Linked DNA regions of Homo sapiens: region 1 is linked to region 2. Evidence: chromatin contacts called from ENCODE Hi-C data. All regions are on one chromosome and are shown on one strand. The core of a region is the stretch at or near the end of the contact, and the rest is flanking DNA. Distances in the headings are between cores, read along the strand shown. Region 1 has its middle 400 kb from the start of QKI. Region 2 has its middle 170 kb from the start of QKI.

Evidence for each region. Hi-C counts contacts between places; a loop is a spot of excess contacts on that map. Pooled maps may share reads with other maps.
Region 1: a map of gastrocnemius medialis shows a loop between it and region 2 (3-fold over the local background). The contact joins two enhancer-like sites. A Hi-C loop is called at or near these places in 3 of 168 maps with a recorded cell type or tissue (MCF 10A, gastrocnemius medialis and psoas muscle) and 2 of 50 pooled maps.

The regions. Positions count from the first base shown.
Region 1 is chr6:163,811,430-163,818,267 of GRCh38, reverse strand. No RefSeq gene overlaps it. Among named protein-coding and RNA genes, the nearest start is that of QKI, 400 kb to the right of the region's middle. RefSeq lists an enhancer at 3,189-3,238. Within about 2 kb of position 3,465, at least 3 of the 41 ENCODE cell types and tissues checked have a DNase peak (open chromatin) inside an H3K27ac peak, as active enhancers do; they include gastrocnemius medialis and psoas muscle, where a contact is called at or near this core.
Region 2 is chr6:163,582,943-163,589,633 of GRCh38, reverse strand. No RefSeq gene overlaps it. Among named protein-coding and RNA genes, the nearest start is that of QKI, 170 kb to the right of the region's middle. RefSeq lists an enhancer at 1,003-2,202. Within about 2 kb of position 3,618, at least 9 of the 41 ENCODE cell types and tissues checked have a DNase peak (open chromatin) inside an H3K27ac peak, as active enhancers do; they include gastrocnemius medialis and psoas muscle, where a contact is called at or near this core.

The DNA.
Region 1 (6,838 bases), core at 2,216-4,715, 230 kb before region 2:
TTAACCCAGGAAATTTGGGAGAACAACCTTGGAAATACTGTGTTAATGTCTCTGAAGTGTATATGCCCTTAGCTGCACTAAAGACACTTCTAGGAACCTGTGCTCACGGTCCAATCAAAGATGTACAGAAGAGCATCCTCACTGCCACATTTTCATTGTGGCAATGAGCATCCTTTTCTGCAAATCTTTGGACTCTGAATATAGGTTCCTAGAAGTGTATTTAGTGCAGGAAAATGAGGATGCTCATTTTCACTATTACTTATAATAGTGAAAATTTTCAAGAAACATATCATTTAATATTAGATCAATGGTTTTATAACTCACATTTAAATAGACCATGGCATGTCAGGCGGCATCAATATCATGTTTCTGGAGATTACTGAATAACATGGGACATGTTTACAATATGTGCTAAGCATAAAATCAAGATGCAAATTTCTTCACATTGCATAATCCCTGTTTTACTCACAAATAAATGTATATTCATCCATTAAAAGTAACATTTGAAGAAACTCATCTAAAAATTGACAGTGATTACCTCTTCATAGCAAAATTAGAATTTAATTTATTCTTTTTATAATTCTATTTTTTCCTAAATGTTCTTCAGTGGGTATGCCTTTGTTTTATAATCAGAATATCTGAATGGGAAAAAATATTAAATTAGTGACATGGTTTGGCTGTGTCCCCACCCAAACCCCAACTTGAATTCTATCTCCTAGAATTCCCATGTGTTGTGGGAGGGACCCAAAGACAGGTAATTGAATCATGGGGGGCTGGTGTTTCCTGTGCTATTCTCGTGATAGTGAGTAAGTCTCACGAGATCTGAAGGGTTTATTGCTTCCTCCTCATTTTTCTCTTGCCCCCATCATGTAAGAAGTGCCTTTCACCTCCCGCCATGATTCTGAGGCCTCTCCAGCCATGTGGAACTGTAAGTCCAATTAAACCTCTTTTTCTTTCCAGTCTCAGGTATGTCTTTATCAGCAGCATGAAAATGGACTAATACGATTAGTACACCTATTTGTCTCAGAGCTCATAGGATTTTGTACTTTTGCTCAACTTTAAAAGCCTCTGAAGGTAACTCAACTAAAGTAGAAATTGCCTCCATAAAACAGGTACATTGTGAACATTCATTACTGTCCACTTTTTACACATTCCCAGTCATCAATGTTAAGATGCATGAATTTCCAGGGGTACCTGGGAAATATATGAGCCCAGGCTCAGGGCAGCATCTGTCAGTACAACAGAAGGTCATTCCACAGCAGAAATTGAAATGGATGTTATTTGCTCTAACAAACGCTGATTGCATTCCAGACCTATAAATCACATGCACACATGTGGAACTGATGGGCCCAGACAGTGGCAAGCCAACGTCTGTATAAATGGCACCTTGTCCATCTTTATCCTAAGCTCCTAAACCAGGTCTAGTTCCAGCAAAAGTTGATCACTCCAGATATAATCCATACCAACTCACACCCAACTTGTCCTAAACCATGTGAGCTTCATCTATTGCCAGGTGTCCTATAGATGTCTTAGACACTTCAAATGGTTGGAAAATGCTCACAGAACTGCCTCCACCTAGGTTAAACCCCAGAGCAACAAATTTAAATCAGCTGAGGCCAGTCTACAACCGCCCCCCCTCCCCGCCCCAGAAGAGAAGCTGGCTGAGCTGTCAGGGTGCCAGAATTGCAGTCTTGTTCATCTCTGAACTCATACTTGGAAGCTCAGTAAGAGGCATACTATTAGTTCATATTAGAAACAGTTACTGAATGCCAAATAGTAAGCTAAGCCCTTGATGTTTGTCATATAATTTTATCATTATAACAGCCCTATGAGACAGAAAACTCCTATTATCCCCATTTTAGAGATGAGGACCTAGGACTCCGAGAGGTTAAGAAACATGTCCAAGGTCACACAGCTCACAGATGATGGAGCTGGAATTTGAATCCAAGTGGTCTGTTTCCTAGTCCCCACATGTACCTGCTAGGATGTATACCAACCACATGGACTTTCAATGCCAGTGTCGTAGGACTATGTGACTTGGATGTATATACTGTGTGTTTCCAAGCACTTGTACACAGTGAGACTTCAACAAATATCAGCCACTGTTATTAAACCTCCAAGACAAGGCATCAGAAAGAAGGAACAACAAAGATTTCTAGGGATTTCTGGCACTGTCCATTTCTCAGTTCTACTATCCACCTTGTGCAAGGTGAACCACTTCCCCAAGCGGGAACCACCAGTCTTTGCATTTCTTCAAGCACTGATGGCTGCTGGAGAAGGAGGCAGCACAGAGAGCCTGGGGAAGGTTCATGGGTGACACTGTGTGACTTGGGCGGAGAGCAGCCTCTCTGTGCTGGGTGAGTGGGATAATGATTCCTGCCCTTATTGTCTTCACATGCTAATCAGAATTAATTGGGGAAATCATTGTGAACTCTAGGTCCTCTTAGATTAGTGCTTAATTATAATACATCATTTGCTGAGAATAAGTACTTGGACCCTGGAGATGAATCCTCTCTCCTTATCCCTTCAATAAGGATTCAGTTCCAGACTTATGCTCTATCATTTCTTCTCAAAATACAAGAAAAATAACAAATCGTTATTTTATCCCTCTCTTTCATTTTTAATCAAACAGATTAAATAGAAAGATAAAGAGCCATTTTAAAATCATGAACTTTTTTTAAGCATCATAAGATTGTTCATTCCATAGAATCAATGGTGTACGGTCTGCTCATATATCTTGAAGTTACATTACATTCTGGTATTTTCTATCACCATCATTTAGTGTTTTAGTTGTAAACATGCTACATAACACAGAGGCCACTCACTGTCAAAGGGTCATATGCGACAGGACAAATGGCCACTGGCCTGTCCCCACCCCTTCCACTTAAATGTTGGAAGGAATGTGGGGGACCTGCGGAAGTGGGGGACCACATTCCTTACATGTTGAATGTTTCCAAAGAGCCCTCTCCTCATTGCCTCTGCAGTGACTGCCAGTATTCTCATCCGCAGGGTTCAACACAGCCAGACTCATACCGAATGCAAAAAGCTACCCCTAACAAAACACCAGAACTTTGCATCAGGAAATTCAGTCATGCTTCGCTTGGCTGATCTCAAATATCTGAGCGTGTGTACTAGTCTTCTGTCACTGATGGTCTGTCTAGAAAGGGCTTCTGTGGTTCCTTCCTCTCCCTCTTGCCAGCTCCCCCACACCAATATTTCTTTAAATCAAAGGAAACTATTATCTTGTAAAGGTTTTAACATGCATATGTCCTTAGAACCTCTAAACTGTTATAAAAATCATACGATTAGTCACTTGGCACATGCCCAGACCTAAGCTCAGGAGGCATTGCAGACCGTTCCATGCCTCAGGCACAGCCTGAAGAGCATCTCTGGCCTCTGCAGTCACCCCAGGCCCTGCTGCTGAGACCTTGACCCCTCCAAGTCCCTCCACGCAGCGGGCTGGCCACTCTTCCAGGAAGCTGCTGCAGGACAGACTCCAGCAGACTACTCAGGATTCAAGGATGCGTGAAGGTTAGAGCATTAATATACATCCACATCCTTCAGATGCAAGAGTAATGATGAAATAATCGTCCCCGGATAACGGGATGAGTCAGAGGAGGTTCCAGGAATAGACTCCAGATTTCCATCTCGTATCACCATTCAACATCACCACTAGGAGACTTCTACGAGGGCAAAGTGACCTCACACGTGTTCTGAGCCCAAAAATATTTGTCTCGAATGCTTTTCCAACTCCTCTCAAGCTATAATAAACTGAACTTTAAATCAGTTGTTCAAATTTGACAACAGAAAAATCAGTGATAAAATTCTACTTATCATGTGTTTATGAATTTCTAATTTTTCTTGGGGCTTCGAGACATAAACCCAGAGTATAAAAAGCTGTCCCTTCTGGCCAGGTTGGTGAGCACAGCAGAGGCCAGCTAGAAAGTTTCACATCCTGTTGGCAAATCGGCAAGAGCTACTGAAGATCTGCCACTGTTATACTTGACATGGAAGACAAGGAAAGTCCCTGAGGGCTGGAAATAGACAGAGTACTCACAGGAAAAGGGAGGGAAGTTAGGTAGCAAGGAAGGAAGGAAGAGAGGGTAGAAAGAAAACAGAAAAGAAGAAAGAGAAGAAAGAGAAAGTGGTGGGGAAGGGAGGAAAGTGGGGGCGGAGAACTACCTTGGTAACTGCAGACCAGTCAATGAAAGTTTTTTGGGTTTTTTTTGGGGGGTGGGGGGTTGTGTGTTTTTTGTTGTTGTTGTTGTTTGTTTTTTGAGATGGAGTCTCGCTTTGTTGCCCAAGCCAGAGTGTAGTGGTGCGATCTCAGCTCACTGCAACCTCTGCCTCCCGAGTCCCAACAATTCTCCAGCCTCAGCCTCCCGAGTAGCTGGATTACAGTTGTGAGCCACCACACCTGGCTTATTTTTGTATTTTTAGTAGAGACAGCGTTTCATCATGTTGGCCAGGCTGGTCTCAACTCCTGACCTCAAGCAATCTTCCCACCTTGGCCTCCAAAAGTGCTGGGATTACAGGCATGAGCCACCTCACCCGGCCCCGTCAATGAAAGTCTGATGCTCAGAATTTATTCCAAATAAGAGTTCCTTTGTAAATGCAAGTAACAAAGTCCTGACAGATGCATTCTAGCTTCTTCTTTGACAATGACAGGCCTCAGAGAGACTGGTTAAGCAAGGGGCACAATCTACCCATGCTTCAGTAAGGATGTTAATTTTGGAAGCAAAAGGGAAAGGCAATTTTAAGGCACAATTAAGCCTCCTGTAAAACCATAGGGATACTGCAAGTAATGACATTCAGTGGAGTGAAGGAAGGAAGGCAACTGATCACTCTCACCACGAACTCTTATCTGAATGGATGGTAGCCACCATGCTTACAGAAGACAATAAGCTCGCCACATCTTAGAACACAGAAATAATCCAAAGGGACCTTGATAAACATGATAAATCAGCTCTAAAACCATGATGGAATTTCATCCTGACTGTATTAGTCCATTTTTGCATTGCTATAAAGAAATATCTAAGACTGGGTAATTTATAAAGAAGAGAGGTTTAATTGGCTCGTGATTCTGCAGGCTGTACAGGAAGCATAGTGGCTTCTGCGTCTGGGGAGGCCTCATGAGCTTTTACTCATGACAGAAGGCAAAGGGGGAACAGGTGTCTTACATGGCAGGAGTAGGAGAAAGAGTTGGGGAGGAGCTGCTTCCCTTTTCAACAACCAGATCTCACAAGAACTCACCATCACAACCAAGGGCGAAATTTCCCAGGATCCAAACACCTCCCACCAGGCCCCACCTCCAACACTGGGGATTACAGTTCAACATGAAATTTGGGTGGGGACATCAATAAAAACATGTCAGTGATATGTCACTGACACAAGTCAGTGTACAAAGAAACATTCTAGAGTGCTGCATCTAACTAATCAGCAACTAGTTCTGACTGACAAGGAAAGATGACAAATGCAGTGTCTTTAATTGAAAACACATAAAATGAAACAAAATCATAAAATGTTGCCAGGAACAGGTCCAAGATGGTCTTCTTAGAAGTCACTGGCTCATCAACACTTATAAGAAAATAAATCGGTGCTTCAAAAGTGCTTGTGCGTGTTCTGAGGACTTCGTTCACTTGAAATTAAGCATTCCCCTTGAAGTTTGTTTTGTCAAATTGATTTCCTAACAAACTGCATTGTTATAGATAACACAATGATAAACGTCAGACAAGCCCCAGTGAATTATTACACATTAATGTAATATAAATCAATGAATCTTCCTAACATAGGATGAGAATATGTTAGCCTTTCCCAAAAGTGTGTTCTACTGAAACTCTAGTACTAAGAAATCCCATGAAAAAGGGTTGCAAAGACAAATGCAGTAACAAAAACAATAATAACAATATAAATAACAACACACACACACACTCATTACTATATGCCAAGCACTCTGTGTTAGTCAGGGTTCTCCAGAGAGAAAGGACCAATAGGATATATTTAGAGGATATATATAAGAGGGGATTTATTGTGGGGAATTGGCCCACATGATTGTGGAGGCAGAGAAGTCCCACCATATCCCAACTGCAAGCTGGAGAACCAGGAAGTCAGTGGTATAACTCAGCCAAGTGGAATGCCTGGCCCGTTTTATCCAGGCCATTTGCAATGTGTGATGCCCTTCACATTGAAGAGGGTGGTCTTTATTCAGTCTACTGATTCAAATGCTGATCTCTTTTGGAAACATCCTTGCAGACCCACCTAGAAATCATGTTTTACCAGCTATGTGGGCAACCCTTAGCCCACTCAAGTTGACACATAAAATCAACCATCACACACCATTTTAAGAACCAATTATATTCAGAGAAAACAAACTTCACAAAATTCTATCTCCCTTTTATCCACACAAGATACATAACATTTTAGACTCTGAAAGGTCCTACAGCAAAGGAACCTATCTGATATACCCTAAAGTAATATAACTCTATTTCAGCAAAACATCTGAGGTATACTCATTTTTCCATTCCACAAATATTTATTGAATGGCTTTTTTTTTTTTTGCCAAGGACTGAACTAAGCAAATATTAAAAAGACAGAGAAAAAATAATAAGAGAACTAAAGATTCAAGACACAACACTAAAAGAATAAACCAATAAAACATATAATGCAGTCTTATTTCTGTAAGAAACTGGAGGCTACAGCAGAAATATGCCTGGCAAAGATGGCAAGGTCATGTACTGCTAGGGGCAGCCGGGCTCCATGTAGCAGCTGCAGTCTACCAAGCTTATCTGCAGGCAAGCTGAAGAATTCTGAGAACTACTATTCCTCAAAGTAAAATTTA
Region 2 (6,691 bases), core at 2,369-4,868:
ATGGGATTTCCAACCTCAGCACGTCATTCATCTGAACAACTTCCACCATGGTTTCCTGTTCATACAAGCAGCCCTCCTCCACACCGCAATTCCACTCCTGTGCCAATTCTTCTTTTAGAGTCAGGAGCCCAGAAAGCTTCTACAATGCCAATTACAAGGCTCTTTGTGACAAGCATTCTAATCTACTCAAACAAAAAAATGCGTATTTATAGCATTCGTTCAACTAAAAAAGTATACTATATAAAGCCCAAGAATGTAAGTTTACGTGTAAAAAAACTGACACCAGCAATTTTACCTCCTCCTTATTTTCCTCCAGCTGCCCAGTTAGGAGGATTGTTTGTTTGGTCTATTCATCTTCCCAGTCTTCTCACTGAATTCTCCTCTGACTCTCCCAGGGGCCAAATCTCAATTCTTGTCTTCTGTTCACCCTTACTCCTTGGCTCTCTCCTCATCCTTACTCCTTTCTCTTCTGTTAAAGAAGCAGGCCCATGTGCAATTCCAGGGAGTATTATTGTTAGTACTACATTTTCTGTCACATTCTTCAGAGGCGCTAGACTCCTTGCAAAGCAAAACTGTGGGCACAAGGCAACCTAAGACCTAATCCCTTCAACAGGGTCTTGGTGCCCTGTGTGCGGTCGCCCCCGAAACCAAGTCAATGGTGCTTTCAAAGACTACAGCCAGCCTCTGTCTGCATCCCGGCCTGCGCCCCGGGGAAATAGTAAAGCAAAAGGTGCCTTACAATAAGGGGGTGAGGAAAAGCCTGCCAAGCGGGTGGCGTTCAGATGAGATTGCTTACTCTACATGCGCCCTCAATTTAAAGGGACGAGTGGCCCGCCAAGCCTTCTAAGTCATCGTGCCCATTTCTCAAGAGAGGGCTCTCTGTGGGCCGCACACCAGTGTGACCGTAGAGAATAAGGGTGGCGCCAGTCACGTCCTGAGAAAGCGACGAATGTGTCCTTGTGAATCGGTCAAGGTTTTCCCTTGCAGGTGGCCTGACTCAAGGGCTTCGCAGGGACACAGGGACATAAGAAAAAACTTTCAAAAGTTTTACCATCAGGGAAAAAGCACATCAGGACCCGCCGGTCATTGCAGGTCATGCCAGCGGAAGCTTAACCGAGGGAGCAGGGCGCACAGACACAGCTGTGCTCCAAGAGTTTAAAAAGCATTTTGGCAGATGTTCCTTGGTGATCAGTTGGAGTCTTTGGCACGAGGCTGGCATCTGGTGTGTTTCCTGTTCATTACTGATGAAATTGTCTGACGTGTCTGTGTCTCATCCGAATACAACAGAAAAAAATGCCTGGGAATAAACACCCTAATCTAACCCTTGGAGCAATGTGTAGGTACTGTTTATCTTTGAAATAAATATTCAGGTCACATAAACTGCAGTTCAATGTACAAAGCAGAATTTAATATGAGGACATATAAGGTTTAAATATCATTGCATAGTAGTGACTTTTTAGGTAATCACAATTTTATATGCCTGTTACATTTGTGGTAGGAGTTTAGCTAGATTTTGCTGGAAAACTACAGCTTATTTATAAAGTACACACATTATTTTAATCGTACAAAAATGTGTAAAATATCTTACTCACCATGTAACATGGGCACCCCAAAGTACATGAGTTTCTTAAGAAGACATATGAAATCTTCAAGGCTATAAAGAGGACAGGAAATGACTCACTTCCCAATGACTCCAGGTAGATTAAATACGCCCCCCCTTTTTTTTAAGACAGTGTCTCACTCTGTCATCCAGGCTGGAGTGCAGTGGCACGATGTTGGCCCATTGCAACCTCCACCTCCTGGGTTCAACCAATTCTCCTGCCTCAGCCTCCTCAGTAGCTGGGATTCCTGGTGCATGCCACCATGCCTAGCTAATTTTTGTATTTTTAGTAGAGACTGGGTTTCACCATGTTGGCCAGGCTGGTCTCAAACTCCTGACCTCAAGTGATCCACCCGCCTCAGTCTCCCGAAGTGCTGGATTACAGGCGTGAACCACCGTGCCTTGACTAAATACACATTCTTAATTTAGCAACAGGAAACAATAGAGGAAAATAATGACACATACTCACTGAACACACACCAGTTCCAGGCAATGTGCTAAGAGGTTTACGTTAATTAGCTCAGTTGACCCTCTTAGGAGCCCTGTGACATAGGTACTTTATCCCCATTTTATAGATGAGAGACCTGAGGTTTCAGGTTGAAGTTACCTGTCTAAAATCTCCAGAGTGAGAAAGCAGCCATATTCCAGAGAGCCTGCGTTATGCTGACAGAGAAATATGGATACATGAGAAAATTTATGCAGCACCTTAAATATGTGCCTTTCTAATTGGAAATTCTGAGTGTTTCACAAGTACAAGTACTTTCCTACTTCTTCAAAAATATTAATTTTTTTGGAATAATGATAAAAGCTCAAACCTGTTCTGCTGGACAGGAGAAAGGGCAGCCGGGGGGCGCACAGAGGGAAAGCCTCCCTTTCTGTCTGTACTCCCTGTGGTTAAAATGTTACTATTTGGCCACACTGGCCTCCAGACATAACTGTGGCCAGGCACAGAACGGGGTTTCACACTAGGGTAAACCCTCAGATCTTCAAGGTCTATTCCCAGGTCTTTCCAGGCAGGTCTGGGGCTTGGAGTGTGGGAGCTACTGCTCTGTGGGCTGCTGCCTAGACGGCAAGCTCCTGGTTTTTGTTCGTTTGTTTTGTGTTTTTTTGGCGGAATTTTGCTCTGTTGCCCAGGCTGGAGTGTAGTGGCGTGATCTTGGCTCACTGCAACCTCCGCCTCCCGGGTTCAGGCGATTCTCCTGCCTCAGCCTCCCAAGTAGCTGGGATTACAGGCGTCCACCACCATGCCTTGTTAGTTTTTGTATTTTTAGTAGAGATGGGGTTTCGCCATGTTGGCCAGGCTAGTCTCGAACTCCTGGCCTCAAGTGAGGCCAGGCCTCCCAAAGTGCCTGGGATTACAGGCGTGAGCCACCATGCCTGGCCTGAACGTCTTATTATTTAAAAGTGTGTTGGGGTGGTGGTGGGGCCTTATTCCTAATACTTAAAATCATACACTGATGGCCAAAATCACACTACCAAGTATGACTTAGGAATTGAGAACTCAAGAAGATAACTTCAAGTACTTCTCCCCTTCCTAGGTAGAGGAGAAAACCAAACATCATATATAGGGAGATAGGATTCTAAGTCATGGTACAAACCTCCCCAGAGGAATTGTGAGAATCAGCTTTTCTTAAAGATCCTCACTTCCCCGTTTGCTAGTGTTTCTGAGTGATAACCAAGACCATCATTCCCAGGAGAGCACACGCAGTAAAGTCATCGACATCATCATTGCAGTTTCTCACTAGACGCCTTGTGCTGAGTGATGCACATTCAATCTATACTGTGCACCTCTTGATTACTGAAAAGTGGTTAAAGCTAGATTACAATAGTGCCCCCTTATTCACATTTCCCTTTCTGAAGTTTCGGTTACCTAAGGTCAACTATGTTAGAAAAATATTAAATGGACAGTTCCAGAAATAAACCTTTCTTAAGTTTTAAATTTCAAGCTATTCTGAGTAGTGTGATGAAATCTTGTGCCTTTCCGCCTGGGACATGAGTCATCCCTCTGTCCAGCATATCCTTGCTGTAGACACCTCCCCGGCCCCCAGCAGTCACTTGGCAGCCGTCTTAGTTATCAGATTAACTTCCTGTGTTCAAGTCATCCTTATTTTACTTATAATGGACCCAAAGCGCAAGAGCAGTGATGCTTGCAATTCAGACGGGACAAAGAGAATTGTAAGTGCTGCCTTTAAGTGAAAAAGTGAAAGCTTATCATAGGTACAAATATATAAGAAAAAACATTGCCGGGGTGTGGTGGCTCATGCTTGTAATTCCAGCACTTTGGGAGGCCGAGGCGGGTGGATCACTTGAGGACAGGAGTTCGAGACCAGCCTGGCCAACATGGTGAAACCCTGTCTCTACTAAAAATACAAAAAATTAGCTGGGCGTGGTGGCACATGCCTGTAATCCCAGCTATTTGGGGGTCTGAGGCAGGAGAATTGCTTGAATTCGGGAGGTGGAGGTTGCAGTGAGCCGAGATTGCACCAGCAGTGAGACTCTGTCTCAAAATAGAAAAAAGAAAAAACATAACGTAATCAGGTTCTGTGCTATCTATGGTTTCAGTCATCCACTGGGAGTCTGAAAATGTATCCCCTATATATAAGAAGGGGCCACTGTATTTCAATTCTCTCAGTCCTAATCTAAGTCTATACTTTTCAAAGATTTATCAATGAAAGCAAGTCAAGATCAATTGATTTTTGTTGTTGTTAAAACAACTGTAGGACTCCCACTAGAAGCCCGAAAACTTTTTAAGGCAAAAATTGTGAGACACGTATTTGGTAGTGTGCTTTTTTAGTATTCTGTAAGTAATTTCAAATATTAGCAGTAAGATGGTTTTTAAATTTTGTTTTAGAGAACAGGCATTTGTATTCCCTAGTAATTATTGTTATGAATGATTTTTGGGTTAAATAAACAAAAGTTTGTGGTCTAAGCCTCAATTTAGATGTGATATAGTGTTCTAATAGTAGAAATTTCAGTTATGTTTAGATAGCCGCTACACCATTTGGAGAAACCCACGTTGGATGTAAGTTGGATTTTAAAGTGCACAGGCCCAGCAGAGTCACAGTTGTGTGATGAAAGCATTAGTATGAATGCCTCCACTAGGACTAAATAAATTGTCAGTCGACAGAACATTGAATAGAGTGAAATAAGAACCCCCCTGATTACTATGCCAGGTCATATAATCCATAGGGAACTAAGTTCTGCGGGAAGAGAATCAGATAATGCTAGCTTCAAATAAACTGAAATCCCACAAAATTCAATGGTAAATGAAGTTACTAGGGAAAAAAGAAAAAAAAAACCCTAGTTATTTCAGCATCATTGATACCAAGTGGAAATCTCCAATCCATAATCCATATCCCTTGAAAAGGAGATTTGTAGTAGGTAGGGATCAAATAATTAGTTGACCCAAATAGTCCTTCAAATACCTGATAACGTGAACATTATCACTGCCAGTCAAAGGGAGAAAAAACACTCGTCTTACTACACTCAGAATGTTCTAAATCTTCAGTACGCTATAGCTTTCTCATCAATGTGTACAGTGGTGTAAAATGATTTTCCAGAGGTCAACTCTTGATAAAATGTTCTACTGCTATGAGTCATTAAGTAGGTGAATGATGATTTATGAATGGAACTTACACGTTGGATACCAAGAAGACTAAAACTCACATCTCGTAGATAGTACCTTATGTCTTGATAGAAAAAAGATATAGATTAGCATCACTTCCTAGTCACTAAAATAGTTTGTAATCTTAAGTAATGAAATACGTGACATTTGTCATATTGTTCTATACAGTAATAGGGAACAATCCCAGCTTTACAACTATATTCAACTTTGGTGCAGTCACCTCTGATGCTACCTTTCCACAGAGTGGCGGGGGTCCTGCTGTCCCATTCCCCAGCTCTGGCACGAAGGGAATGGATTCCAAATGCATCTGAAATGTTCAGTCTGCTGCTAAGCCCTGAGCGGCTGCCTCCAGCTATGAGCAGCCTCATCAGTTGACCCCAGTCACCCATTCAAATATGATTCTGCAAGTGTACCATGATTGGAAAACCTCTGGGAAGCCCTCTTGTGGGGAGCCCACCTGACCCCGAGTTTTGGCAGGAGCCAGGCCTCTCAATGTACCCCTTTCTTCTCCTTACCTTTCTCCTTTGTGGAGAAAAAAGAATGGATATGGCATTTGGCAGGGTCATACAATGATGGAGGGAATTTTGTCAGTTGTGCAAGAGTTTGCGGAAAGCATGAAGATGAATGGACTTGGGACCAGAGGTGGGAATGTGGGTGTGGCCATCGCAGTAATTGACAGGAAGTGACGGAAGTTCAGGCAGGCCCATCACTCACTCAGATGCTATTTATCAGGCACCTCTCCCAGGCCAAGCACATTTGAGAAACGGGAAGAGCGAGCTCCCACTTCACCCTTCTGAGGCCGGACACTTTCTGTGTGACCTCCAAAATAGTGGAATTCCAAAAGACACATTTTTGGAAAGGTGCCTTTTTTTTTGAGACGGAGTCTCGCTCTGTCTCCCAGGCTGGAGTGCAGTGGCACGATCTCGACTCACTGCAACCTCTGCCTCCCAGGTTCAAGCGATTCACCTGCCTCAGCCTCCCGAGTAGCTGGGATTACAGGTGCCCACCACTACGCTCAGCTAATTTTTGTATTTTTAGTAGAGACGGGGTTTCACCATCTTGGCCAGGCTGATGTTGAATTCCTGACCTCGTGATCCACCCACCTCGGCCTCCCAAAGTGCTGGGATTACAGGCATGAGCCACCGCGCCTGGCCTGGAAAGGTGCCTTTTTGTTTGCAGTGTTTTTTCTTTCTTTTAGCAAATACCGCCTGAAACAGTTATAAAGTGCGGAGGTGTTAGTACAGTAGAGAGCCACAAGTTAATGAATCCAGAGCCCAGGAAGAAAACCATGCCTTTCCGTGTAGAAGGTTCTGCTGAGAGGATGCCAACTCTCAGCATGTGGCAAGGGTTTGACACAGGAGATTCTATTCCCAATCTGTCAACCACGTATACGAACTTATGGATATCATTTCCCGATATATCTCTCTGGGCATCTGATTTCTCATCTGTAATCAACAGAGTGTTAG